Regions from separate parts of the Homo sapiens genome. Here region 1 is linked to region 2. Evidence: chromatin loops called from intact Hi-C (ENCODE). Cell type or tissue: MCF 10A. All regions are shown on one strand. Each heading gives the region's core, and the rest is flanking DNA. Links, peaks and the distances in the headings are about the cores only.

Evidence for each region. Peaks named below come from ENCODE experiments on the same cell type or tissue, not always from the same donor. Only the 100,000 strongest peaks of a DNase experiment are listed, where the experiment ranks them.
Region 1: a loop joins it to region 2, with 4 times the contacts of the local background. A loop is called at or near these places in 2 of 110 quality-filtered maps.

Annotation. Positions count from the first base shown.
Region 1 is chr1:61,310,978-61,326,517 of GRCh38, reverse strand. The region is part of intron 3 of NFIA (nuclear factor I A); the gene reads right to left. Among named protein-coding and RNA genes, the nearest start is that of NFIA-AS1, 65 kb to the right of the region's middle. In MCF 10A, for the core only: no CTCF peak of the experiment used is centred there; DNase peaks (open chromatin) are centred at 7,507 and 8,017.
Region 2 is chr1:61,132,117-61,147,656 of GRCh38, reverse strand. The region is part of intron 2 of NFIA (nuclear factor I A); the gene reads right to left. Among named protein-coding and RNA genes, the nearest start is that of NFIA, 57 kb to the right of the region's middle. RefSeq lists a cis regulatory region at 5,993-6,003 and an enhancer at 5,926-6,070. In MCF 10A, for the core only: no CTCF peak of the experiment used is centred there; DNase peaks (open chromatin) are centred at 5,866, 6,626 and 8,086.

The DNA.
Region 1 (15,540 bases), core at 3,108-11,107, 180 kb before region 2:
GAGTGAATGAAACTCAAACTGGGCTCACCTATGTCATTTTTCCTCTTGGTAAAATCATTGGCAGAACTTCTTATTTCTGTCTCTTTCTCTCATTTCCAGCAATATAGTTTAACTAAAACTGAGTCAGTCTGTACTGGGAAACTATGAAAATGAACCATCCACATATTCCCTCCAAACTAAACAGGATCAGGACAGGACAGGCAATGAAGCTTCTGGTCAGATTGATTCAGGCGTTTCTGATGATAAATGCCTGGGGATTGTCTTATTGTTCCCTTTATGGTTCATATTTTTAAAGTTCAAGTAAAAATAGAGTTAAAGGGCAGTAGCATTGTCCATCATGGCCATAAAGCTCCCTCCACCCAAAAAGGATCTAGTCCCAAGCTTAAAAGAAGATCTTGTGTGATCCTGAGAAAGTCACTGCAAAAATAACAATTTCATCCCTTTTCCCTACCAGCAACTTGCCTCCCAAGGCTTACCTTAGTGGAATGTGTGCAATTTAGAAGGTAAAACATATGTGAATGCACTATAATCACAAAAATAAAGAGTATAATTCTTTGGCAGATTTTTTTTTTTTTTTTTTTTTTTGAGACAGAGTCTAGCTCTGTCTCCCAGGCTGGAGTGCAGCGGCGCCATTTCGGCTCACTGCAAGCTCCGCCTCTGGGTTTCATGCCATTATCTTTCATGCCATTCTCCTGCCTCAGCCTCCCAAGTAGCTGGAACCACAGGCGCCTGCCACCACGCCCTGCTAATTTTTTGTATTTTTAGTAGAGATGGGGTTTCACTGTGTTAGCCAGGATGGTCTCGATCTCCTGACCTCATGATCCGCCTGCCTTGGCCTCCCAAAGTGCTGGGATTACAGGCGTGAGCCACCACGCCTAGCCTTCTTTGGCAGGTTTTGATGTAACCATCTCTTCACACAGTATTATCAGACAGCCTTGGCTAGATTATGTTTATAATATGTCCCCATGGAAAGGTCTGTGTAAACACTCCATGTAACTTTAAATGGTGATGAAACTGCTCTTGTTCCTTTACCAATTGCTTGGAAACCCACTGATGAACTTTGTAAGAAGACAGCAATGAGAAATGAAACCTAAGAAATGATGGAAAAAGTGATATTGCTAACACAACTACTAAGCAAACCTGAGTGAATTAATATTTCATTCTCATGAACACAAACCAAATCTTAAAAATGACTTGCAGGGAAATGACACTAATCTGATTGTTCCACTTTACTGCAAAGTAAGAAAAAAGTGGAAAAGAAAATAAAAAGGTGAGTTTAAGCGATTCCAAATTCAGATATTATTAATATTGAAAGATCCTCCATTGGAAAGCACATTAAACACTCCCAAAAGGTCCCAAGATTTACATTTTGAATAGGGCCTCTCAGAAAAAAAGTGCAAAACATGTGCTTTCATTAAGTATGTCTCAGATAAAAAGCCAGGTTGCACAATGTGCTATCTCTACAATTCTGTACTACTGTTCAGGAGCAATTGTACAGGAGATTGAAATGAGGAGCAGATCCTTTTTCATTTTATATAATATGGCTAAAAAAGTTCATTCACTGAAGTCTTGTTCATTGAATTCCCAATTAGAGCACAGACTTCAATACCTTGGAGTCAGTCATACTCGCAGTGGGGAGAGATTAAACTATATGGGAGAGGTAGAAATATAAAAAGCTAAATTCTTTCATGGGTAGTTAGGAGAAGCAGCTCTCTTTACCTTGATGATATCAGCAGTTATTATGGAAAATGCCATTACATGGGAACTAAATCTCATTTCATGGAGGAACTGAACATCTATCCGCCTTTTAGCAGGCAGGAGAGGAACAAAGTTAAGATTTGAAGAGAGACAGGTAACCTTGAAGAGCTGTTCAGAGGTCAAGGCCAGAGACACCTGGGAACAAACCACACAGGAGGCTGACCACTAAAGAAAGTTTTCAGGTCCAAGAAACAGAGTTAATTTTGCATCTGAGAAGGAAAGTTTATATCCAAGATGGTATTTTTGTTTTCTCTGCTGGAATATCAAGGGGCTGTCAGCTCTAAATGATCAAATCTCGTCTGGTTAAGGGATGTAGGCAAACTGCAATACCCCAGTCATTTCATCAAAAAGAACTCATCTCTATTCTAGTCTTCCTTTGGTAAATAGGGTTCCATCCCTAATAACAAGACAGGCCAATGATTACCAGGCTTCTCCATGCTGGTGTGCCTTGGCCACTTGACGGGAAAAGCTCCCTCCTTCTCACGCTGTTTATATTCCAGAAGGATTTTGGACTGCCTGTGCTGTGCAGGTCTGTGCTAGTCCCTGGGGACACTGCTCTCAGGGAACCTACATTCTCATCCTTCTAAAGAAAAGTTTACCTCATCAACCAGACTCCCTCCTTGGAATTTTAATTTCTCCTTCTGTGAATTCCCCACTGGCTTATGAGCCACCTGTGGGAATGTGGCTCGTTAATCTTCCCTCTCACCCCAACACAGAACATTTTAGGTGTGCTCAGGAGACACTATTCAATTAAGGAGAACTTCTCTGCTTGTCTTACGGCACTTGCCTCTTTCTACCTGACTGGACAGTTATTTGTTTATATGTATTATCTCTGCACTCCTACAACAAACCGGGGAGGGGAGGGTTGGGTCTCATTATCTCACATTGTCCACAGGGCCCAGCATAAGCCTTTATTCTAGGTGTGTAATAAATATTTATTTAGTGATTCAGATGAGTGACTTATGATACTGTTATTTGGTAGTCCTCTAAAGCGTGATGTAAATTTTTGTTAGCTCACCTACAGTGATATTACTTCTGTACTCTTAATTTAGATTATCTTGGAAAACAGTTTTTCCTTTTGAGGAGTCAGGTGCAGGGATGTTTCTGCTGATCCATTAATGCCAAATTTTAAATTTCTGGTCTGATTTCTGACTGTATAGTGACTATTTAAATTGTTCTGCCACTCATTGGTGACATTTGAGATACGGCTTATTTTTAGAATAATTCCTTATAGTTTAAAGAAATGCAAAAATTCAGATATCTAAAAAAGAACACAGGAGCAATAAAAGTACATATATATTCTGTTTGTGAGATTAACCTTTATGATAGTGGAGAAAAATTCACTTGGTAGTGTGCTTATGGTAAACATTAAAAGGTTGACATATGGTGTTGGACTGACAGTAAGGCTGAAACACTTCTATATCTAGAAAGTTGTGCCTGAGAATTTGCAAAATGCAGAAATGTTTGTCAGCTAATAATATGGATGAGGTGTTTTGAGATTCTCAGATGAATACATGGATTGCTTTAAATGCATTTGTAACATGGGTATGATTGTCATTTTGGTTTATCATGACACATTAAGAAATTGTCACCATTATGGAAATAATGTACTCTTAGACCAAAAGAAGAATGGGGCAAAAAGAGGTTTGAGAAGTATGTGTCATGGGACTTACACACTGTTGGCCTTCTTTTGTGGCTCCAAATTTCCCTGTGCTGCTCATTTACTGTTACTCAATACAGACACCTAATCTGTGTTTTTTTGTTTGTTTTTGCCATCATTGCTCACTCAATGATTTCTGCCATAGCCATAGAGACAGAGTCAATATTTAATTTACTGCTTCCATTCAATAAATGTTTACTTAATGTCTATTACATGGCAACCACAATCCTAGGACCTGGGATGCAACAGGTAAAATAACACAAGGTCCTTACTCTTGGGGACTTATGTCCCCAGTCAAGGCAGATATTTACAGCAAGATTTTCAGTAATGTATTTATATAAAATTCATGTTTTTGTAATACCTTTCTAGGAGAACATTAGAAACTAATAAAGACTACTGCAATATCTTCCTGTGATGAGTCTGCTGTTTGTCACACATATACGTGGTTGATAGCCAGAAAGCACACTTTCCAGACTGCCTTACAGTTAGGAGTGGCCACAACCAGAAAGTGAACGCAAGTGATACAATCAACTTCTACCCCCACGTACCTGAAAGGAAATTCTTGCCCTGAACATTGTCTCTACCCCTTTTTATGAGCGAAAACACTTTCTACCATGCAGGCACACACCCGTGGAATAGCAGAGCAGTAAGACAGAAGGAACCTGGGACCCTGAATGACACTGTGGAGTAGAACCATCCTGCCAACTTAGGCTGCTCATCTGGGAATATTAACAGAAAGAAAAATAGATTTCAATATACATTAACTACTGTATGTTTTTGCGTTTTATTGGTTGCTTTGTTATAGTAGCTAAGCACTTACCCTAACCCACATAACTACTAACTTATCCCTTTTGAATCTAACGTGTCACAACTTAGCAGCCCTCAGGCCAATTCCAGTCTACAAACATATTTTGCTAGTACAGTATGTATTATTAATCTGCAAAGGAATGCTTTTAAACTAGACATGAGAAGTTAAGTGACTTGCTTAATGTCACACAGATAGTGGCAAAATTAGGATTAGAACACAGGTATATTTACCACTCTTTATATAATGAATTTTATCCCATTTTAATCCATGATTTTTAGCATCAGAGACTTAATTACCCAGTCTAATCCAAAGGCCTTGTCACATCTTTTCACCAATTCCTGCAGTTAATAAAGGAAGGGTAGCATTTAATTAAACTAAATGTGATTGCCCAATGACTTCATAGAAAGAAAGTTCATGAGTTTTAAGTTCCAAGTGATTGAGCAATTAAAGGACTATGTCTATTAGATATCAAAATATCTAAAAATAAAAGTGAAAAAAGATTTTTACCTATTTGTATCTTTGCAAATATCAGATCCATGGCATCACACAATGAACTGGATATGGAAGGGACCTTAAAGTTCATCTAGTAGTGGAGTAATAATCGTCATGTTGCAACAAAAAAATTGTGGTTAATAAAAAAATGAGGGGTTAAAAAAATCATATTTCCCTGAATATGTCTACCTTCCTATAACTTGTAATTTACCTAGATTTTGTCCTCTGGTATAGGCAGAACAAATGTTGGCTCTCTTTATTTCTACTATCCTTCAAATATCTGAAGACATCTCATCAACCTAATTTTCTCTCTTCCAGGCTAAATATCCTTCCGTCCTTCCTTCCTTCCTTCCTTCCCTTCCTTTCCTTCCTTCCTCCCTCCCTTTCTCTCTCTCGTCATGTCAACAAATTATTTTCCCCATTTCCCCGAAACATTTAGAATTATGCATTTATTAGTCTTAAAAGCTGAAACAGTTGTTTTGCAAGCGGACTCAACTGAAAATTTAGACTTGTACAAGAACAGAGAAACAAAAATAATCTTTAGGGATTATTTTAAAAATTTAAACACTTACTTTAGCACCATTTTAAAAAACAGAGAATTTTGCATCATATTAGAAAAGCTAAGGTCTTCTGTAATTAGCATAGTATCAGTATTTTATAAGCTTAATATTTTAAAATTAATTTTATGGTTTTAATGCACTATAAATTAACATTTTTTAATTAACCCGGTTTTGAATTAAAGAGGTTTTTTAAAAAGCAAACTTATTGTTTTTATGTTCTGCATCAAAGTTTCCTCTAAACTTGGACAGTAACAACTGGTAATTTGCAAATGAATCAAGCTATTTGTAATAGCTTTAGTTTCTGCTTATGAACTTTTACATATACTAGGGAAAAAACAGGGAAATGTATTCCCTGAATACATCAGAAACTGATTATCTTAAGTGAAACAGACATGAAACTGGATCACCTGAGGGCTACCCTGGTTCATGGACGTTAAACAGCAAAAAATCGTAATGGCCCATCTCCCTTTTCTTCCTTTTTAGGTTTTATACACAGGGCTGTGAGACAGACCATTTACAGAGAATCCTGCTTGCTAAACCACCTGAGGACACATGCAATGATAATGAAAGTAGATAGCCAGGGGCCATGTGCTAATTTTAAGATACTCAACACTGATTTTGGTTCACCAAGCATGGAAAGAAAATCCTGGATGGAGTGAAGCAATAATATTTTTTAAAAATCCTTACAATTACTTTTCTAAGACTCCAAATATTAAATGTACTATTATATACGTCTCCAAATATAAAATAAAACTAGCTAATGTTTAGAACCACAAAATGCAAAGAGCTTTCATCTTTTCAAAAGTCATTTTTTGTGTAATTCTTGCTCATTTACCCAGTAATTAGTTATCGATGCCAAAATTCACCATGTTTATTAAATTGTGGAACCTGTATTATTCACTTCTGCAGATACTATGGCAGGCCACAATCATGTGGGTCACAATACTTTGAAGTTTGCTGGCCTAGCACAAAGTATTTTAGAAGTACCAGAAAATTCTTTGTGAAATGTAACAGAATGAATTAGACTGTTCAGGCCATGTCGTGTTAGCACAATGGAGGAACACTTTTAAGACTTTAAAGTCATGTAATGCAATTCTAGGCTGGATTTTTCTTGTTTAAAAAAAAAAAAGAAGTAGAATGGGAGTGGTTGGAAGAGAAAAGGGCCAATATTTGACAACAGAAATCAGCATAACCTTTTAACTGCAGCAGCCATGGGTGACTGCCCTTTGACCTTGGAAGATTATGTGAGATTTCAATGACAACAGCTGGAAGTGAGCATGTGTGAATAGAGAACACAGATCTGAGGCCTGGTATAAAAGACTGCACAATCTCTGCCCAGATCAGAGTGCTGATTAGAAATTGTTTCCTGGTCCTGGCTTAATAGAGTGTGATCATGAAAGTTGGTGTGTGTGTGTGTGTGTGTGTGTGTGTGTGTGTGTGTGTGTGTGTTTAATTCTTCCAGGAAGAAATCATTGGTGGATTTCTTCCATATCCATTCTACTTCTTCAGCCCCTTCAAATCTTCAGGATTTTCATATAAAACAGGCTCCTCTTTCTTCGAATAAAACCTTCGCTCCTTTTTGTAGACAAAATATCTTTAAGTTATAGAGTTCTCTCCTTGAGTTTTAAAATAACCTCTACTGGGGCATTTCACATAGGTTATCATTATTTTTTGTTTAAGGATCTGTCACTCGCAAACAGACAGACACACACAGACACACAGCTTGAATAAGGACTCAGTTAAAGTGGGGATCTTACTTCTCTCATCTTTCTGATTCTACCATTTGTACAATGTATGACATATGGTGGGTACTCAGTATATCTGTGATGAATGAACACAGAAATGAAACATCTATTCTTAATAGTTTTTTCCTTTCATTCTTGAGATGTAATGGAAGATTCCTGCTACTACACAAACATATGTATAATTTCATCTTTTTTTCAACCAGCTTCATATATATTTTACCAATTTTTTAGTGAAGTCTTTAGGTGTAGTTTGCCAAACATAAACACAAGAGAAAGATTAGTAATTACTTCCTTTCCAAGGCAAGGTAACTTAGTCCAGTAGATACAGGCTACCTGGTGAATGTGGTAATTTCCATGCATAAAACCCTCAATGAATTATATTCACTGGGCTGAAGTACATGTACACTGACACAGATGCACTCTCAGATTCCTACACAGGACTCCATACTTGCTGACACTGCTCTGAAACCACCAGAATGATGCCATATGATTACTGAAAGGGCACTGGGTTATGACTCATTTACGTTGTTTTGGTTTTACCATACACTCTATCTTACCTTCTATTACTCTGGATTTTGCTAACTCTTTTAGCTCTGGATTTTGCTAACTACTCTAGTTTCTATATCAAATTAGCTTCGGTAGAAGGTGGCCTTTCCTCTATGCAAATACCTTGAGTCGGGCAAAAACCAACCTGGCTGAACAATAAAGGACAAGGAGAAGAAACTGGCGAAACTGTCTTCCAAATCAGACATGGGTCATCTGCCTCCATCCTTCTATAGCAACTCTAGATGTTATTCCAAACAAGCCACAGGACAGATTGTTTTTTCAGAACAGACCAAATCCATTTGCTGTTTCAAAATTCTATAAACAAAGCATTAAGGAATTCAATTCCCAGAGCAACTATATGGGTGTTGGCTTTAGTTTCATGGGAGCGTCTGCCAAGCTCACATATTTGTAGAACTATTGGTTTAGAGTGTCCTTTGCAGCTCAGAGCAGGAGGGACCATTGCTTGTGATCTCAATTCACTTTAAGGACTGGGTCTTGCTGGTGACAGGTATACATGATAAATGTTCCAGAAGGCTGACCTAATTTCCGTTGAAGTGAGTGTTTTGCTAAGAACATTCCCTCAAAGTGTCAGCTTGCAACCACGGATTCCAACATGCCGGGGTCCATTCTCCTCAGCGACTTATTACCATTGCTTGTAAAACTTCCCTTAAAATGAAGTTAATTTTGACTTATTTATCCACCTTCTCCAGACTTAGTTTTGAACTTAAGTAAGTTATATATCTAATGTAAAATATGTAATTATCAAACATAGTAAGTTTCATAGTTTTTAGTTGTTTGTGATCTGAAAAAAACAAATACTCAGGGCTAAATATGAATCGGGGTGAATTTGCAATGTACTTGTCTTTTCTCTTGTAAAGGGATCTATATGGCAAAATGTTCATTCATCTTTCAAAAATCATATTTCCAAGATATTATTTATTTACAATAAAGTAGGAGGGGCAGTATTACAGAAATTATAATTCCAAAATCCTAAGCCTCAATTTCCACACCTGTAAAATGACACTAATGATTATACTTACTTCATAAGTTTGTCATTAGGAATAATGAAATAGTACACTTAAAATGCTTAGCAAAGAACCTAGAACACAGAATGTGTTCAAAAAATGATAACTGTTATAAATAACAAACATAATCTTTATATCTTAGATCTTCAATCATACAGGGAATTTTTAACAGAAAAAATTAAGAAATAACCACATTCTTTTCACATGGAATGTTAAATAATGCAAGTATTCTTATAAAAGTTGTCTATAAAAATCAAAATGTAGATAATGTAATTTTATTTAAGTGAATTTTTGAGTAAAAAAATTATTTTCTAAAGCTAGTAACAAATTATTAAAAATAAATTCTCTAGAATTTTTTGATTTTTCTACAAAAAGTGAGAAATAACAGTACTTAGTCTCTAAGCTATTTTAAATGTTAGAAATCTAATTCCTAAATATAATCATATTAGTATATATATTTGTGTGTTTATGAAAATAATTGTTTATAATTCCTCAAATATTTTCAAATATAAATCACCATCTCTTCTTTAAATACATATTGAATATCTATAGAGGCCAAGCATTATTCTAGACATAAGGATACAAATTTTGGTCTTATATTTTTGGGATGATGACTACTAATACTCTAGAAATGGACGTTAGGTCAATCTTACTTGCAGGAGATCAAGTTTTATCTACTTTTTCATAAATAATGTACAGAAGTATATAGAGAAAGAATTAAAAATGGCCTCCTTTTTCCAGTTTCACTTTATTTTTTAAAAGACTTTCGTTTGCTGAAAATTCCTGTTGATAACTAAATATGCCATGCTGCCTGCTCTAGGAAACTGAATTTAATTTATTTAATTTAGAAATCTGATTTTATTTTTCAGTATTTTTTTGAAAAAAAGTTATTTAAATTTTTTTAGATGTGAAAGTACTTCAGATGGTATAAAAAGGCATATAAAATAAGCAATTAATATTAACACTAAATGCAGAAATAACTTTTTAAAATAAACTACCCTCTAGTGCAGAGCCTCCACACTTTAGCTCCTTCCGTCAATACAAATGGAGAATCATCAGAAAGCATCATTAAAGAAAGGGTCTTGATTCCTTATAGCTTTAAATCAATGCTGAAAGAATTTGGCCTTTTAGGCAGGAGAATGATCGACACATTTCACTTGACTGACTTTGATCATTGAAGCACTTTATGATCCAGGCCACTTCCTTGATTTTAGGGAACATAACCTTTGACTCACAGAACGTGTTGAGGACATCTCAGACTCGGCTCCAAGTAAGAGCGCTCTTGTTCTTCTCGGAACCACTACAATGTTTCTCATCAGGGTTATCAGCATTCGGAGGGGAATCAGTTCCAGTGTTTAGAACTGCCCTGTCCCCTCAGGATGCTCAGCATCCCTGGCCTGCACCACTGAATGCCAGCAACATCCCCTCCTTGTGAGCACCAAAAATGCCCTCACACATTTTTGAATACCCTTAAGGAGAGCCATATGGTCCCTGGAGGAAAATACCCTCCAGTGTATAAACACTGCCTTAAGACCTCAGCAGGTATTTAGTACTATGTGATCTTGCCACTGTTGAGCTGTCTGACTTATATTCTCTGTAATTAGAATATAAACTCTTATAAGGTCAGGGACTGATTATTACAATTCTTTTGAAATGCCCCTTCTTCCTCAGCCATACCCTCTACTCCTCACCCTTACCCAAGTATCTAACTCAGATTTTATAGTGAGAACTTGATTTTAAAAACTGTTATATCTAAACTACTATCTTTGGTTGAGGGGGGTTGGGAGGAGACTCTCAGACATGTGGTCTATAAATATAAACTCGACAATTTGGACTTTCTGGAAGAATCTTGATTTTGAAGATTGGCTTATCAGTCCGTATGTGGACGAGAGAGTACATTGGCCAAGCCTCCCTGATCTCCTTTTGTTGTTGCTGAGAAGGTGTGTTCACTGCACTAAAGCTCTCAGGAACATTCAGACAGCATCTTATTTGTTCACGACAGCATCATTGTACCTAAAAGTCCACAGACTCTATGGAAATACGAAATAACATGTAAAAATTGAAAATAAATATGCATTCTGTTCTCTGCTCTCAACTCAAGGATGCAGGTGAACTAAAAAGACACAGCACCAAAATGACCCGTCCTTATTGCTAAAACCAAATGAACACAACCCTGAAAATATACAGGAAACAAAATTAAGCAACAACAGGCTACATAATGTCAACCAACCATGAATTCCAATGAGTGCCTTTGTTTCAACTGCTTGTTCAGAAGTAGGGCAGCTCCTCCAGCTCTAATATTTTTCCCTCTAATCATTCTGATACTTTATTGAATATCTGTCATTTTTACAAAATTAAGAGCCAATGGCTGCTACCCAGTACCAGGTTGCATGGAAGTCCTTCTGCTTTGCGATTACCAAAGAATACTCCCTTAGTTAAATTCCTACCTCTAACATCAGAAAATCGATCAAATCTCCCAAGGTTGCAGCGTAGTCACAGACCAGATGCAAAGTACCATGTTTATGCATGTATACACAAACATATATGTATGCGAGTTCAATTTCATTTACTCCCTCGAAAACCCACACAGAGAAAAGCACTTTCTTGTCAGATGTTAACTGTCAGGGGCACTTGAAATATTTTTCACTACCGTAGGCATTTCTGACCCTCAGTGTCACCATTAGCAACAATGCCATAAGGGACATGATTTGTAGCTAATTTGAACATGGAGCCCTTCTGGCCACAGCTGGTGAAGCCAATAGCATTCTGCTCTCTTATACAGTAAATCGTTAGAAAAAGAGTCAGTAAGCTCAATGGCTAATTTCTGATGTTCCAACTACCATTAAAAGGGTTAGAGAGAAGCTAAATGTAGTGTTTTTTTTTGTTTCAGGTGCTTTAATTATAAACCTAAAATGTTTCTCTACAGCCTGATTTATTCATTCAACAAATATCTATTGATGCCAACCTATAAACAAATACGAACAGTGAACTCAGAACATATATCAAAATATTTCGTGTCATCAAGGGCTCACAGATTAGTCAAAACTTCTTTCAAAGAACAGCTAGTGGGGAAGGCTTGATTCACACCAGGAAGATCCAGTTCAAATGTCACCACCTTCTGATATCATTTCTGTATCCTTAGAGCATCACAGGTCGCTGCAATGTAGGCCTCAATAAATACTGATGACTGCTTGAGAGGAGATGAAAGTGCAAGTCAAATTTATGGGGGGCAACAAGGATAACCCTATGGATAGGAAGTCAAGTGTATATGTTGGAGGCAGAGTATAAAGTGAGTACCATTGTCAGACAGAGGTTTGAAGAGATGATAGAGCCAAAATTTGGAAGGTTTCAAGTAATTTTGAGAGTATTCTGTAAGTAATAATCAGGTGGAATCATAATTTAGTGCATTATCATTATTAGAGGAATATTTTTCTTATAGCTTATTATTTACTTTTATAAGTCAGACATGGGTTTCACTCAATTACTAGCTTTGTGACCTTAAGCAAGTTAATTAAACTTTCAATAATTTACCCAAGAAACCTTTGTTGAATATCTTCTCTGCTTCAGGTACTATGGTAGGCATTAGAGTGTACCTCTTTGACCTTCAGGTCCTTGCAGTCCAGTAGGGGAGGCAGGCCAACAGAGGAAGCATTACAATACAATGTGGTAAGGGCTCTGGTAGTGGAAGCAGGCTCTGAGGGCACAGAGGGGGGCATTAAACTAGTGAAAGGGCTAGGGAAGGCTTTGTGGAAGCAGTGATGGCCTATACAAGTCATCAAAGACCAGCAGGATTAGTGACGTGAAGTGCAGGAAAGTGACACAGTTTTTTTGTGGTTGTAAGAATAACAATAACAATAAAGTGATACGAGCTAATATTTACTGAGTGCTCACTGCATGCCAGATATTCTCCTCAGCTTTGCCATGTGTTATTTCCTGTAATTTTCAAAGTGTTATGAGGTAGGTGCTATTACATATTATAATTTCATTTTACAGATAAAGCACAGTCTAAGGTCACACAGACAGTAACTGGTAGAGTCGGGATTTCAACTGAAGCAATGTAATTAACTAAGGCACTGTTCCCTAATTGCACGAGTAAGAACACCTACTCCAGAGGCGGAAGCACTTAGAACAGGTTTGGAAGATGATGATGGATTATAACCATTATTGTAATCAATGTGTACATACAAATTCCTGATGTGCACATCTAAGTACCATAGATTTTTTTTTCTCACCAAATGATGGACTCAGTAGATTTTACCCAAACCAAAACTCCAGCTTTACAGTCCAGGGAAAGTGTCTGATAGAGTGTGGATGTTGCTCCCTCTAAATCTCATGTTGAACTGTAATCCCCAATATTGGAAGTGTGGCCTGGTGGGAGGTGATTGAATCATGGGGGCAGATTTCTCATGAATGAAACAGTGCCATATTCTTGGTGTTGTCCTCAGGATAGTGAGTTCTTGCAAGATCTGGTTGTAAAGTGTGTGTCACCTCCCCAACCCCTTCTCTTTCTTGCTCCCGCTCCTGCCATGTGACCTGTCTGCTCCTGCGTCACCCTCTGCCATGAGTGAAAGCTCCCTGAGGCCTTCCCAGAAGCCCAGCAGATGCCTGCAGCATGCTCCCTGCACAGCCCACAGACCAGTGAGCCAATTAAACCTTTTTTCTTTATAAATTACCCAGCCTCAGATATTCCTTTATAGCAAAGCAAGAATGGTCTAATAGTGTGGTTCATCAAACAACCTGGTGGGAAGGTTGTTTCTTCCTTATCAATACCACTGAAGCCATTCTCTCTGAATACAATTTGTCACCGCTAACACACTTCCCCTCTACTTCTTCCCTCTGGGCTCTATCCTTGCCCTACTACTATCCTTGACTTGGCCTATCTTTGCCTACTACTTAATTTACTATATTTCTGTTCATATGTGCAAGGATAAAGCGACACCAAATTAATAGTAAAAGGTGGGAAAGAACAAATTAAAAGTAATATAAATTAAAAGTAAAAGGTGTGGGACAGAATTACTAAAAAGTATTTTTTTGTTTTGGTTTGATTTTTTTTTAACATCTAATGAGATTCTGAATAGAATAACCCTTATTGTAAAGAAGTCCTAATTTGAAGTTGGGCATGGTGGCTCACACCTGTAATCCCAGCACTTTGGAAGGCTGAGGCAGGAGGATCACTTGAGCCCAGGAGTTTGAGACCAGCCTGAGCAATATAACAAACCCCATCTCTAAAAAATAAAAAAATAAAAAATACAAACAATTAGCTAGGCATGGTGGCATGCACCTGTAGTCCCAGCTACTCAGAAGGATCACCTGAGCCTGGGAAGTTGAGGCTGCAGTGAGCCATGATCGTGCCACTTCACTCCAGCCTGGGTGACCACGTTGTCTAATCCTGTCTCAAAAAAAAAAAAAAGTCTTAATTTGAATTTTTTTCCAAGTCACAACATTGGGGAGAAGGTCAGCAGTGAATTATAGAATGTCACTAAAAACCACAATTTAGGAGCTCACCTGGTTTTACCAATCATGTTAGACAATACAGAATTCTAATAAAGAAAAACCCTGGAGCAATGTTGTTATCTGTGTTTTTACCTGAGGGCCCCTTGGGCATGTGGACACTGCACTTACAAAGGTTTCACATGGACAAAACATGAGGGAGAGTACAAATCTCTTGCTTGGCAATGGTTTACCTCCATGAACTCTACTTCCCACACCCAAAGAGCAGGCCAACTGTGCTGCAACTGTGCACTCACAAGTCTACATAGGCAGGCTTATCATTACAGGCATATAAGCTTGCCTGTGATATAGAGTGCAGGTGTTACTGCACAGAATAGCTAACATATGGCTCCCCACACTTTGGTGGCAGCCAACCCCGATGAAATAACACAGTCTCCAGCACAGTTCCCAGTAAAGGCCACGGGAGAGGAATGCAATGGGCACCATTTCCTAATACTCCTGATGTTATTTCTAGGAGCCTATGACTGCAAAGGTGATTCCAAAGGGCTCTTCACCACTGGTGGAGGTGCTTCAAGCCTCCAAAGGGTGGGTGGATTATTTTATAATACTGAAATTCTTAAGAGCTTACAGAATACTCAAACATTAACGGTTAAGACTATACAGCCCATTAATTTGAAGATCATTCCATAATGTGTTTACTAAATGGATTAGTGAATTATTGGTGCCACAACATATAGAAATTTTGTTTATTAAATGGAATTCAATATGTTAGTTCTTCTTTTATCTTAATTTGATGATTGTCAGTTGGGGTGATTTGCCCCCAGGTGACATTTGGCAATGTCTGGATACATTTCTGGTTGTTACTACTGGGGAATGCTCCTGCCATTTGGTGAGTAGAGGCCATGGGTGCTGCTAACATCCTACAACGCACAGGACAGTGACCCACACATAGGACAATGCACGTGACAGAACACCAAAGTATCCTGCCCAAAATGTCAATGGTGCTGAGGCTGAGAAACCTTGACCTTATTTTTACTGAACTCCCTACAGTATGTTTTTTTTGTTTGTTTTTTGTTTTTTTGAGACGGAGTTTCACTTTTGTTGCCCAGGCTGGAGTGCAATGTCGCGATCTCGGCTCACCGCAACCTCCACCTCCCGGGTTCAAGCGATTCTCCTGCCTCAGCCTCTCGAGTAGCTGGGACTATAGGCATGTGCCACCAAACCCGGATAATTTTGTATTTTTAGTAGAGATGGGGTTTCTCCATGTTGGTCAGGCTGGTCTCGAACTTCCGACCTCAGCTGATCTGCCTGCCTTGGCCTCCCAAAGTGTTGGGATTATAGGCGTGAGCCACTGCACCTGGCCTACAGTATGTGTTTTTTTAAAATTACTTTCAGAAAACGCGATGCAATACTAACTAAATACCTACTATTCATTAGTTCATTTCCCTAAAACACACCAAGGGCCTACTATGTTCCAGGACTGTGTCAGTACTGG
Region 2 (15,540 bases), core at 2,617-10,616:
AAAACTGCCTGAATGCTGTTAAAAAGAGGCAAAATGATTTTCCAACAATGACCGTATTTTTCCACATAGTAAGATTCTAATTTAAAATTTTTAAATAAAAATGTCTCAATACCAGTGACTTGATTCCGTTACAGTAACTCAAAGTTATTAAGCTACAGAGTATCTTCTTTGGTGACTAAAACTGATTTTAAGAATTTAAAGATTCAGGTCAGGCGCAGTGGCTCACACCTGTAATCCTAGCACTTCGGGAGGCCGAGGCGGGCAGATCACTTGAGGTCAGGAGTTTGAGACCAACCTGGCCAACGTGGTGAAACCTCGTCTCTACTAAAAATACAAAAATTAGCCAGGCATGGTGGTGCCCACCTGTAATTCCAGCTACTCAGGAGGCTGAGGCACGAGAATTGCTTGAACTCAGGAGGCGGAGGTTGCAGTGAACCAAGATTGCACCAATGGATGCCAGCCTGGGCAACAGAGCAAGACGCCATCTCAAAAAAAAAAAAAGATTTAAAGAATCAGGCATTCACCTTGATTTCCATCACTTCCAACTATGCAGAATCTACCTGGTTTATGGTAGATTAACAGCAACACAGTGGGAAGAATGGTGCAGAGCTTCAGAATTATATTCAACTGAAAAGAGCCATCCGTAAGATTCACTAATCCACAGCTCTGTCAGGTGTCCTAACAATGTAATATACAACTTAGGGAAGCCATGTGATACCAGTCCTTCCTGAACCCAACCTCATCACACCCTACTTTCAGCTTCTGGTAAATATCTTTTTAAGTGAAATTAAGTTAAACACACATAAAACTATTTAAAAAAAAAACTATGAAAGATGAGAATCCATTCATTGATACACAGACTTTACACACGTCTTCTGTGTGGTCAGCAGAAGTAGTCCCTTTCTGGAGAAAGCACACCATGTGGGGGTGGAGGGTATGGGGACAGTGGGCAACAAGTAAATCCACACAATTACAACAGGAAAGCTTTGATCATGGAGTCACTTACACAGAGCGTGACACAGAATCACAAACACAGAGTACTATACAAGCCCAGGAAAATTCAGGAAGGCTCCTTGGAGGAGGGGTTTTTGAGCCAAGTCTTGTGGAACAGAGAGCAATTATTAAGAAAATTTTAGGTAGTTGTGCACATATAATTAGGCTCTGCCAAGTTAGCAACATTTGCATTTTAGAGCGTTTTCTCCTGGGTTGGGTTTCATAGAATGGGAAAGACTGCTCAATAAAACCTGCTCCTTAGCAGCTCAGCCCAGGGACACTGGAATTTCTCACAAGGTATGATCGGCCGAACAATGACCAACCACCAAGATGTCTATATCCTAATGTCCAGAATGCATGAATACAACAAAAGGGACTCTGCAGCTGTGATCAAGTTGAAGATCTTGAGGTAGACAGATTACCCTGGATTATTCAGGCAGGCCCAATGATGCAACTGGAAGGCTCCTTAAGTGGGAGGCAGGAGGGTCAAAGGTCCAGGAGAAGGAAGCGGAGCTCAAATGCAGTGATGCAGTGAAGAGCCAGCCTCTAGATGCTGGAAGGCCCAAGGAACAGGTTCTCCCCTGGAGCCTACAGAAGGAACCAGTCCTCGGAACACCTTCATTTCAGCCCAGTAACACTGGATTTGAGACTCCCCACCTCCAGACCTATCAGGGAATAGATCTGTGTTACTGTAAACCATTAAGTTCATGTTGATTTTTTACAGCAGCAATAGGAAACTAAAACACAGGACTTGTAGTCATACAAAGAAGAGTTGAATTAAATCGGCAGTGACTTGACCCCACAAACCCAGGGCACCAGGACATGTCAGAGAAGAGAGAAAATGTGACAGCGTTCATTAATGAAGAGTTAAACCTCACCAATAAAATTTAAAGCAGAAGAACGCCAAATGGTTTGACTGGATTATATCACTGAGAATCAGCAATCATCTACAGTGCAGGAAATTAACATGTGAGTGCCCATGATGCACCCAACACCACCCTAGGCTCAACACCTGCATATAACGCATTACTCCAGAGACACCTACACACATGCCCATGTGTGAAAAAGAAAGTAACTAAGTATATACCAAGAGGGCAGAGACTTTTGTCCCATTCATTCACTGCTATATCTTTAGCACCTAGGACGATGCTTGGCACATAGTAGATACTCAATTAATACTTAGTGAATTAATGAACATCTGGAGATAAACCTTGATAATCTATTGGTGAATAACATCTAAGTCATCCAGTAGATAATGTTTCTTCTGAAAGGTTATGTGACCAACCAGACCCTACAGATTTTGAGAAAACATCCTCCTCATAATTGCACTTTGTTTTAGCCATGAAGTCCAATATGCAATAGAAATAGAAAAACAAAAATTTCAGAAAGAATACCAGTGAAATCAGGTTATACGGCAGTATGTTAGCTTCGTGTTCCTACTGTGCTTAAGGGAAGCATTAATTTCCTCAATAATTTTTCTCCTTGGCTTAGTGCTGAAATGGCACAAAATAGGTGGAGGTCTGATTCTGATTTACTATTAATGCCACAAGCATTTCAAGAATAAAATATCTACAAGCAGATTTGGAAGCCCCTTAATTAAATAAAATTTTAGAGGCACTTGAAATATTCCAAAATTAAGAGGTAAAGGGGAAGGCAATGTCATACTCTGACTGATGAGGATGAAGTAAAAGCAGTGGCTAAACTGAGGCAGGTCACACATTTCCAAGAGGACTCTGTGTCAGGTGCGCCTTGATGCTGAGTCCCATTATTCTTTTTTCTTCTGCTAAAAATGGACCCAGGTTGGAATTAAGTAGCTGCAGACCTTGAGCTAATGGCTAATACAAAGGAAAATAAACATCTACCCATTCTTTCAAAGACTTGTTCTCTGAGCATGTACCCTGTGCCAGGCCAGGTGCTGGATCCTGGAGAGAGAAAAGCAATTGTTACTAGTTACTGGACATTTTCTTTGTACCAAGTAGCCATGCTACAAATGGAGGTATGGTCCTATTACTGTCAACCTCATTTGCACAATGAAGAAACTAAGGCTTAGAGAGTTTTCCTAACTCTCCCAAGTTCTTGTGGCTGTGCTTGGCAAAGTAAGAATCTGAATTCAGGTACATGTAACTCCAGGGCCCACATCCTTAGGTACAAATGTCCAAGTGCCTCTGCCCCATAGAGGCCCAGCATCTGAGCTTTGCCAATCACTAAATGCCGTTATAAGGTAAGACCCCAACACTCACATGTACACACACACGGTAGTCTGGGAATGAATCAGGAGACAAAGTTCTCCAGAGAGCTATCTGCCATAGGAACACAAATTGTTTAAAATCTTCTAGAATACTGGTTCTCACACTTTCACATACATCATAATCATCTACAGGGCTTGTTTAAAATCAGGCCCCACCCCTAGAGCTTCTCACTGAGTAAGTCGGGGGTGGGGACCAACATTTGCACTGCTAACAAGTCCCCATGTTATGCTAATGCCACTGATCCAGGAACTACACTTTTGAGAACCACTGATCTATTAATCTGCAACATCACCTCTGTCAGAGCAAGGATTCTTTTTTGTTCACTGTATCTAGAACAATCTACTTGGCACATAATAGGTATTCAGAAAATATTTGCTGAATGAATCAATCTGCTTTGTATTTGAAAAACAGATAACCGGATTTATTAGAATTGTGTGTAAACTAAGTAGATTCTTACTGTGGCCTAGGAAAACATTTCATGATTAAGGGCTTAAGCACCTTAAAGAATACTGTGGCATATCCTTTGGCCTCTCAGAGGCCTTATGTCAACGTATGGGTACTGTTAACACCACCTTTCTCAACCTCGGTGGTATGGCATATTGGAAGGACCATGGAATCAGAGCTTACCCTGCACTTGCTGAATATAGACTCGATATAGCTACTCTATATGGCCAGGTGTCCTGGGATAGGTTCCAAACCTAGTGGATCAGAAATAACATATGAAGGCAAGGCACAGTGGCTCATGCCTGTAATCCTAGCACTTTGGGAGGCCAAGGTGGGCAGATCACTTGAGTCCAGAAGTTCTAGACCAGCCTGGGCAACATGGTGAAACCCCATCTGTACAAAAAAATACAAAAATTAACCAGGTGTGGTGGCAGACACCTGTAGCCCCAGTTACCTGGGAGGCTGAGGTGGGAGGACTGCTTGAACCTGGGGGTCAGAGGTTGCAATGAGCTGAGACTGCACCACTATACTCCAGCCTGGGTGACAGAGTGGGAGGGACCCTGTCTTTAAAAAAACAAAAAGCAGAATGACATATGAAGTGTTCAGCTACATGTCTAGTGAGTAAGAAGTTCTAAGTGGTAGCTATGATTAACTTAATCACAAACATACGTTTGTCAAGGTCATCAGAGAAATCTTGTTCTTCAGCAAACAGTCATTCACTTAAATAATATTCAACAAATATTTACTGAGCATGCCACTGACTGTGGGGCACATGTGGTTCTCTGATGCCACGCTGACTAATAGGTTAAAAACAAAAATCTCCATCCTAAATTTCTTGCCACCCCAAAAAGCTTGTTCTTCTAAAAACCTTTTGAGGAAAAGCCCAAAAGAGCATTCTGGAAGAGCTTAGGGACAAGAATCAACAAGAGTTATGTAAACAGGTGAAGCCAGGTGTTCCTCCTCTCTGAGGAGACACGAAGAGAGTTGAGTCAACAATCCTACTCGCTCTTGGGCCAAGCAGTCGCCACACAAGCGGTTCTCCTCGCCAGGGTGAGTGCATCAGAAGAGAGGCTGCACTGTTCAGGAGCCACAGCAAGGAGGGTCCATCCCCGGCTCTCTCTTAAGTTCTTGGCACAGGGGCAGGCGCTTTCCATGTGCCCTAAGAGCCTGTGTCTGTGTCTTCCTGTCTCCTTACCGGAAAAACTAAAGGCAACACATCTTGTAAAGTGCCCCTCCCTCCCGAAAACACTTCAGTGAAAGTTAGTATCTACTGTGTATATATTTGCATCAAGTTATACCGTTAAGAAAACTAAAATTACGAGTAAAGGAATTAGAGAGCAGAAAGTAACCTTTACAATTTCATAATCCTGTGTTCATTCATAATGTAAAAGACTTAGAAAGGTACCCATTTGGACTCTTGGGAATAGGAAAATCCCAAAACCATAGTTTACTATTTTCAAAGGAGTTTCAATATGGGCAAAAATCAAGAATACTGTTCTTCAGGCTAAGTTTATATCCTGAAATATGCTTCTTGTAAGAAATAATTTTAAAATGTGGAATCTAAAATTAAGCAAAAATAACATACAGTATGTTCAGCTTTGAAATTTGCCGGGACTCAGCCAAGTTTACCATAAACAGAAGGCAGAATTGTCTATTTTTAACTTTACAGCCCTTGGGTGATTAAAATTTTGAGCCATAATAAACAACTTTTTTCTTCTTTGCAACATAATTTCTCATTTGAAATTGCAGTCTTTTTAGTTGTTTAGGAGATATGGATTGAGCACTTCATGTTTTTAAATTCTTTCTTAAATGGAAATTTCTTGCAGAGACTAAATGCATGCATTAGCATGCCAAAAGCACAATTTTTTTTTTTTAAGGAAAGAAAAGGAAAAAAAACTCACTAAGGCCCAAAACTGAATTGCCTTCTCTTCTTTCTATTTTAACTGTTTACCAATTAGCACCTTTGGCCAGCTGCATTTTAGGAGAACATAGTAACAGATCCGCCATTCTGTTCCTGTAAGTAGAATGGCCGCAAACACCTCACCATCACGGGGGCAGATTATTGGGCAATTTGGCATGTTTGCATACCTATTATGTCAGCAGAAACTGTATCTTCCCACCAGGAAAGACAGTTGCATATGCAATAAACCAATAGCCTTTGACATGTCAGTTAATTACATCAGTTAGCCACTATCTCCTGAGCATGATCGCTGTGTTAATGAAACTATTTTGGTGTGGAAATGAAACAGGTCAAGACAAGTAGATCAGGAAATAGAAGGGATTTAGGGTCATATAGAAAGTCAATGTGCTGAGTCACACAGAACTTAACCTTGGCCTTCAGAAAGGATATAAAATTTTTCCCTCTGCTGTGAGTAATGTTAGTATTCCTTTTTCTTGGCATCACTTCGTGCTAAATAGCTCAAAACTCTTTAGAAATTATCAAGTTTAACAGTATTGCCTCCCCTTCAAGGGCTGTTAACAATCGAGTTATTGGAGATAAACCAAAGACCAGTATTATAGGCGCTGACTTTAAAAGACATGGTTTTTTTTCCCCCTGAGTAAAGGGGACCAGTCAAAGATGATGCCCGGTTTCTGGTTTGGACGACAGGGTTAAGAATGGTGACAGCTACTTGTTTTGAAACAAGATGAGCAGATGTATTGGAAAAACAGATCAGATATTGCAAGGAGATGTTAACTTGGGTTTCTGTTGTTTTTTTCATGCTGAGCAGGGGTTTGAGGCTCTAGAGAAGGACTTAACTCCTTCTTCGATCTTGTAGCACATCAGAGACTATCCCACCCCTACTTTCACCAGACACTTAAATATTTAAGCTTGTTACTGAGGTCATTCTAAGAAATCTCTTCTTCAATTTTACAGACATGCCTTCTTCAACTGCCCGTCACATAATATGATTTCCCAATTCATTGGCATCGAGTCTCCATTCTGTTGGCGTTCCTCTTAGCATTCTGTGCCCAAAACTGGGCAAAAAAAAAAAAAAAAAAAAAAACCCAGCTGTGGTTAGACCACAGCCCAACTACAGCACCAGCTTTTTGAATGGCAATGTCACACTGCTGGCCCCTGTTAATCTTGTGGTCACCATACACTCTTGGGTTAGCTGTCAAATTAGGGTTTCTCCACCCTGCTTTTGTATAATGAAGTTTCTAATCCTAAATGCAGGATGCCCCATTCTGAGCCTGTTTGTATTTAACAGAAAATAGGGATTTTCGTCCCATTTTTATCTTACCAATTCACTCCCCAACTGTGCCAGAATGCCCAGAGGTAATAGCCTTTTGGAAGGAGCTTTCCCATGCTACATTCCAGCAGGGTAAAACAATCTGAAAATGTTCTTGCCCCTTTTATCACTGAGTTCTCCATATCCCAGGCTATTTTATAAATAGAATTTTTCCCTACAGAAAATATGTAAAGCCATTGCGAAGAGAAAACTTTTCTACACATAGAAAACATGATAATTTCTCATTAGTTTTGGAACAATACAGGTCTACTCTAAGTTGTTTCTTATTCTGGAGTACAAAATTTGCATTTTATAATGTAAATTGGGACACTGTATACTAGCTTTCTCCTACCCATTGCCTCCCCCCGCCCCCGCCCGCCAAAAAAAAAAAAAATACAGCCAGATATTTACCAACATCCTGGAGGCAGTAAACAATTTCGGTTTTTCTGCAGGCAGTAGCATGGAATGTTGATTGCATTTACTTAGCTATCAGTATGTAACAAGCTGTAGAGCCTTCAGGCCAGGGGTACAGAAAAGTGTAAAGGAAGGAGCTATGTTAAAACAAAATGTATATGGGCCAATTTTCAGTACTTATCTCAGCCTTGCAGCCCTACTGCCTGCCTGTCTCAGGGTCATACAAGGATTTAGAGTTTAGGGGGTGAGTGGTCTCATGGCATTTAACTCTTTGGATATTCCTCTCATCATTTATTGGGTATCATTCGAGTTTGGTGGAGCCCAATGTCTGGATTTCTACCAGGTCATGCATCTGCAGGAAGAGCTATTCTTCCACTGAGTTTTCAAAACATCCTGCTAATTTGACCCATTAGCAGATACCAACTTTTTTTTTTTTTTTTTTTTTTTTGGTAAATTCCCTAAGTATAGAAAACAATGTTATACCTCCGTGGGAGATGGCAGGAAAAATATGCTTAGCCTGATGCTTATCAACTTTAAAACTTAATAGTTCAGCTCATGACATAGTCTTTTAAAGAAGAATGGGAATACATCTGTCGGGGTGTAATTTAGGTAGCAGTGCCTGAAGGCAGGAGGAAAGACAAGATCACTTCCCAATAACTGTACATGTTCATGAACAATGCCACCACAGCAGGCACCAGTGACTCAGAATCGAGACAAGAGAGAATATTATGAAATCTCATAGTTAGGAAATGCTGATCTGTATCAGCTACTAACTCCCCAGACTAGCTTTCGGCAAAGTTACCTTCTTTCTCTACTTTCTGATCCGCAAAATAGATGCCCAGAAATCCCTCGGGTGAAAGATGATCTCTTTGAATAGCACCAACCTGGATTAAGAGTCGGCTACAGGCCCATTTGCTCGGCTGCACCAGCAAGCTGCACGGAGCCCCTCAGCAAAGCCTGCCCGGACCAGTAGCCTAAGATACTTGTACCTCAGTTACCTAATAATGGGATCTACATGGGGAGTTCCGGACTATCCTCTGCATGTTTTTTCCTCCACTTTTATCCTCAGAGTAACCAAATGTGTTAAGAATTATTTCTGTTTTACAGATTAAGAAATCAAGCCCAGAGAGTTTTGTTCTTTTGTTTTGTTTGAGACAGTCTTGCTCTGTTGCCCAGGCTGGAGTGCAGTGACGTGATCTTAGCTCACTGCAACCTCCGCCTCCCGGGTTCAAGCAGTTCTTGTGCTTCAGTCTCCCAAGTAGCTGGGATTACAGGCACCCAGTTAATTTTTGTATTTTTAGCAGAGATGAGGTTTCACCATGTTGGCCAGGCTGGTCTCGATCTCCTGGCTTCAAGTGATCTGCCTACCTCGGCCTCCCAAAGTGCTGGGGTTACAGGCATGAGCCACTGCGCCCAGCCCCAGTGAATTTAAAATGACTAATTCTAGCCAGGCACGGTGGCTCACACCCGTAATAGTAGCACTTTGGGAGGCCGAGGTGGGCGGACGACTTGAGGCCAGGAGTTCGAGACCAGCATGGCCAACATGGTGAAACCATGTCTCTACTAAAGATACAAAAAATTAGTCTGAGTGCAGTAGCACATGCCTGTAATCCCAGCTACTTGGGAGGCTGAGGAGGGAGATTTCTGGAACCCAGGAAGCGGAGGTTGCAGTGAGCTGAGATTGTACCACCGCACTCCAGCCTGGGAAACAGAGTAAGATCTTGTCTCAATAATAAATAAATAAATAAATAAATAAATAAACAAACAAACAAATAAAATGACTAATTCTTTATCAGAAAGTGAGAAACCAGGATTTACCACAAATCTGTCCGGCAACAAAGATTCTTTCTACCTCTAAGGGTGGTGGGGTCAAAGATTCTTTCTACCTCTAAGGGTGGTGGGGTAAAACCACTGTATTTTGAAAATAACTTTGGCCAGAGCAGTGGCTCATGCCTGTAATTCCAATACTTTGGGAAGCTAAGGCAGGAGCATCACTTGAGTCTGGTGGTTTGCAACCAGCCTGGGCAACATGGTGAGACCCTATCTTTACAAAAAATACAAAAATTAGCCCTACGTGGTGGCGTGTGCCTGTAGTCCCAGCTACCTAGGAGGCTGAGGTGGGAGGATCAATTGAGCCTGGGAGGTCAAGGCTGCAGCGAGCCATTATCTCACCAATGTACTCCAGCATGGGTGACAGAGAAAGACCATGTCTCAAAAACAAAAAAGAAAAAAGGAAAGAAAATATTTTTTGTTTTACTAAGAAATTGGAAAAAAATACTCTTGCTCTTGACTTCTCTGAAGGGAAAAGTTACCATAATCACTTTTCTCTTCACTCCATCTAATTTGGCCTCCTTCAATAGAAAAAAAAAAAAAGAGGTGGGAGAGAGAGAGAGAGAGAAAGAAAATGTGCTAACATTAAGAATAGACAGTGTTTAATTTTTACATGCTAATTAATGCATAAACAACATCTATCACAACTGGAAAAGATTTCACAGCTTCCATATTTCTTCTTCCAAACAAGCAAGAGGATCATAATCAACCTTGGCAAATCTCTGCTAAAAGCTAGGCTTAATACTATGGGCAATGAAAACACCTACGCCTGAGGTAGAGAGATTTTAAAGCAGAGGTCTTTAGTGCAGGTTGCCTACCTGGAATCACTAGAGGAGCTTTAAAAAATGCTAACGCCCAGATCCCACTCCAGGTGATTCTAAATGGGCAGCCAAGGTTGAGAACCAGAGTCTGAAAGCAATGGAATGAGGGTTAAAAAAATAACACAAAATAGTTTTATTTAGAACTCACCCAAGGATGAAAAGAGCCAGAAGGGAGAGAGATTACATATCCCCGTAATTTATATGACAAATTTGATCTTACAAGTTATGAACATACCTGCACTAGTTTGCCATCCAACCACCCCCAAGAACTAGGCCAACACTGAGTTCCAGTCCTGACTCTTCTATGCTAAAATGCAATTCACGTAGCCTTTCTGAATCTCTTTTTTCCTTATCTGCAAAATTAGGTCAGTAATAACTACCTTGTGGAGTTGTTATCAATATTAAATGAGATGGTAAGGTATACAGGATGTTTGGCATGCAGCACTTAACAAATGTTTCAACCTACTCTCTCCATTTGGCTACTGTGGGCTTCAAATAATTTGCTTCTTATGTTTGAGTCACCTTTTCTTCCAAAAGCTATAAGTTTCTGTCCGCTAGCATTTTCCCTTAAACTTATCTTGATCCATAAGATTACGCACACAATATTTACATTCATAATCCAATTCTCACATATTTATAGGACAGTTTGCTTGAAACCACTCTTAACTCAGTGGAAGTTCCTTCTAAATATGGGGTACCTATTTCTGAACACCTATTATGTGCCAGGCATTGTACCAAGTGTTCTATACTTACTATTTTAATTTTCTAAAATTCTTATAAAGCCTCTTCAGGAATAGAATTATTTATCTCATTTTATAGATGATGAAATTGGATTTCACAAAGGTGAAGTAATGTGCACCGAAAAAACCCCCCCAAACAAAAAAACTAGTAGGGGAAGTTGCTAGAATTTGAACCCAGGTCTGCCAAAACTTCCAAGTCAGCCCATAATTGTGTCTCCCAGCATATAAAGATCCATAAAATGCTTTGTGCATAGGTGTTAACATGTCAAATTCTGGAAGATTAATAAGTATAGCCTTTATTTTTATATTTAGAACAACATAATAAAATTAATTTCTAAATCAATATTGAAATTCATCCAGTTTCCATGTTTCGCAATTGGTTTTAATTTGCCTCTCATAGGCGTTAGAAAGGCTCCACAGCACCTCCCCCAGCCTTTTTATACTACTCAAGCTTTTTATTAGCCCTAATGTTGATTGCCTTCCCAGGGCATCTACTAGTTTGCGTATAATTTGTCTAATTAAATTTAAAGAAGAGATGTTTCAGGGAGCACCATTTCATCATTTCTTCTTACACTCCATGCTGTGGACTTTAATGAGGACCTAAACCCCATCTTAACTCAGCCTTAGTTTCAGCACAGATGAACTATGCTTGTTAAGACAGTCTTCAGTTGTCAGGAAAAATAGCTTTATTAAGGTCACGGAATGCAGAGAGTTTGATTAAAGCTAATCAAGGAAGAAAGCCAGGCTGTGACACGGTGAATCCAACCTCAGTACAACATGTTTTAACATAACTTAACCTAGCCTATCTGTTAAATGCAGACATAAGTAAGATCAGGTTTCCGAAAAGAATGCATGGACAAATGCAGACATATTACATGATGTAGTATATCTCGTGAGTTCAACTTAAACAATGCTTTCAATAAGCAACATATATTTTAAGCTACATGTATGCGAGCGTAAGCGGAGGGTTCTGATTTTTTTCAATAGCCCTTGCTACTTAAAAAAAGCTGGGGTAGGGGAGACTACATATATTCTTTCAGATTTAAAATGCGTGCTCTATGGATATGTCCAGACAAGGATAAGGATGGCACATAGACGAAACTGTCTTATTAACCTGAAAGTTGGTTTCCTGGTTCAGTAAACCTGGATGACTGTCGTTAGCAAATGTAATGCTAAGGTGGTCAACACTAACAATATTTTGGAAAGTTCTCCTAAGGTGAGGCCTATAATATTGATTTAGGTTTAAGAAAATTCAAATCCCAGCACTTTGTGAGGCTGAGGCAGGAGGACAGCTTGAGCCCAGTAGTTTGAGACCAGCCCACACAACACAGGGAGACCCTGTGTCTACAAATAATTTTTAAAAATTATCCAGGTGTGATGGCACATGCCAGTAGTCCCAGCTACTTGAGAGGCTGACATGGGAGGATTGCTTGAGCTCAAGTTTCAGGCTGCAGTGAGCCATGACTGCGCCACTGCACTCCAGCCTGTGCAACAGAGCAAGACCCTGTCTCAAAAAAGAAAAAAGAAAGTTCAACAATCAACAGTTAGGTAACAAGAAGGCATGATAAAAATTTAGGAACCTAAAGATGTAGGTTACAGTCTTGACGCTAAAGAACCCAGTAGCACGACCTTGCAAAAGATCCTTGGTCTGGGCTACCTGGGCCTCAGTTCTCTTAAAAGCCAAATCAAAGTAGCTGTATTAAATGATCTCTTAAATCTAAAGTTTCCATGTTATTAAAGTTGATTTCCAAATCTAAAGTCTTACAATGCTTTTAAAGTCTGCTGCAGCCTATACACAGTTTTCTTCCTAATTTAAAGCAATGTGTTAATATAAAGAACCTCCATATTATTTGTTTCTTAGATTTAAGAATTCTGATAGAAAAAATAAATGTGGGAAAAGAATGGGTGTAAAGCCTCGAGTTGTTCCAAAAATAAAAAGTAATTGTCCTAATGACGCCATCTTTTCTCTTTGTCAATACCATTCTATTTTCTTTTCAGTTGCTATCTTCTTCTCTTCCAGATGTGCAACTCTGGGACATATTATTATTACAACACATAAGCATATGCATATATACACTTGTTTAAAAAAATTTGTTTTTATTTATGATAATAGAGACAGGGTCTCCCTATGTTGCCCAGGCCTGTCTTGAACTCCTGGACTCAAACAATCCTCCCACCTCAGCCTTTCGATGTGCTGGGATTACAAGCATCAGTAACCTCATCCAGCCTAAAAAGTAAATTATAGCTAATTCTACGACACAGACTTTAGTTTACTATGTTAAAATGCATGATTATCAATCCACCATAATAACAACTAATAAATACTTCAACTTAGTCATCAATCTTAAGAGTGGTCATAACTAAAAGACTCTAAGTCATATGTTATAGCCTGTATAGTTCAAACAGGTAAGAAAGTTCATGAGACATGTAAGCAAGATTTCTGAGTCCCACAGAGTAACATGGACATGAGAAAACAGCAGACCCCGCTTTCCACTACAGCCTGACTCACCACCTTTTACTGATTTACTGGAGGTAATGGAATACAGAGGCTTAGTAAGAACAGAGGAGAGCTGTGCATAATGGGATTTAAATAATCTGATTTTCCTAAGAAAAGAAATTGAGAAGCAAAGAGATAAAGGATTTTCTGTACACACACACACACACACACACACACACACACACACACACACTCACACACACAGTCTGTAAAGCACCCTGTAGTTTCCAAAGCATTTTTGTATCCCTCAGATATCATTTAATCATCAAAAAAACCCACAAAAGGCAAGGAGAGCAGATACTATTATTCCTCTTTTTGTTTTTTGTTTTTGAGACAGAGTCTTGCACCGTCACCCAGGCTGGAGTGCTCACTGTAACCTCTGCCTCCTGGATTCAAGCGATTCTCCTGCCTCAGCCTCCTGAGTAGCTGGGATTACAGGCATGCACCACCACGCCCGGCTAATTTTTGTATTTTTAGTTAGAGAGATGGGGTTTCACCATGTTGGCCAGGCTGGTCTGGATCCACCCCCTCAGCCTCCCAAAGTGCTAGGATTACAGGTGTGAGCCACCGCACCCAGCCCCTATTATTCCTTTAAGAGACAGGGTCTCACTATGTTGCCCAGGCTGGAGTGCAGTGGCTATTCACAGGCACAATCGTAGCCCACTACAGCCTCAAACTCCTGGGCTCAAGTCATCCTTCCACCACAGACTCCTGAATAGCTGGGCTAGTCCCAGTTTTTTATAAAAAACAGAGGAGCAAAGAAGTTATGTGATTTCAGCAACAATATATTCTTGATTAATGGCAGTGATGGAACCAGACTCCAAGTTTTCTGAATTCTAGTCTAATGGTACCCCCACTAGGCAATGCTGTCAATTTACATTCATTTTGTTCACTCAACAAATATTTACTGAGTACCAGTTGTATGTCAGGCACTGTTCTAGACACTGGGAAAACAAAGAGTGAACAAGACTAGTAAGTTCCCTTCCTCATAAAACATTCTAGTGTACATATGCATGTATTTATAATAACTATAGTTTAATATATATGGCTTTTCATACACTTTTCTATACCAGCCAGTTTATGAGACTCATTAAAAATTAAGACCACATATAAATATTTATTATTTTTTAAGAACTGCATTCATTAGGTCAACAGAGAAAAAAAAAAACTCCAGCCACTCCCGCCTCCCTTCCTTCCTCATTCCTCCACACAGCTAGCCTTTTAAAACAATCTAAGTAAACAGCAAAGTAACATCTATTTGAGTTACACATTGGTTCACATGCTGAGAAGAAGAAAAAAAAATGCCTATAAAAGTCTTTAGAAAAAGGAGAGGTTCAAAATTATGGAGAGGGCTTTTTTACAGGATCGTTTTAAGCACACACAGGATCTTAAAGAATGCACATGGACATCTTGTTTGGAAAAAGTTTATTCTTTTTTCCTTCGTCTTTTTAATCTACACAAAGCACAGTCTTAAAAAGCCTGGGTGGGGGGGGCAGTGTCTGCTCCCCATCTCTAGGTCTGTTGCTGAATGAAAGATCGACAGGAAATTAACGCAGTGGTAGGGAGTTGCTTGCCAAGAGTGAACTCTGAAACAAAAGACCCACTATTGTGTAAGAAAATCTGACATCTATACCCTCAGCCATGTTCTAAACTTCGGTAATCCTTTAGTATGATCTATGATTTGTTATAAGTTTTTAACATGTATATCTAAAGTGTTGTGTTACTCCTCATCTTCCAACTCCTCCTGAAAAAGAAACAGATTTTAGTTTCTTTGGTTCTTTTCTTCTTCCATCCCTTTTCTCCTTAATTGTCTTTTTAGCCAGCAACAGAGTTAGTCAATGAATTCAACCAGCTTCCTTCTTTCACCAGCCATGCCAAAAGACACTATCTTTGTGGCTTAAAGGATTTCAACTGCTCCCAAGTTATCTGAACTTATGGTACTTGAGGTTTGTTGTTTTGGACTGATGTTTAAGAAAATGCTCATTTCTTGATCCATGAGTGAACCTGACATGGCGGTATTTCCTCATTTCTAACAGTTTTCATAACATTAATATCGTGAAAAGAATACTGAAACTGATGGTGGAAGTCTGTAATCTAAGAATCTAAAACTAAACCACGTCCTCCTCGGGTGGATCCAGGAAGCATGATCCATTTATGGGATGAAGTTAAAAGGGGAGATTTCTTTTAGTAATGGGAGTGGACAGGCTGGCTTGACGTTCAGTGCTGATCTCTCAGATAACTTTTCTGAGGGATTTTCCTCATTCTTTTTTGACCAAATGACATAACCAAAGCTTAGCATATCTTCAGTGCTAATCTCAACAA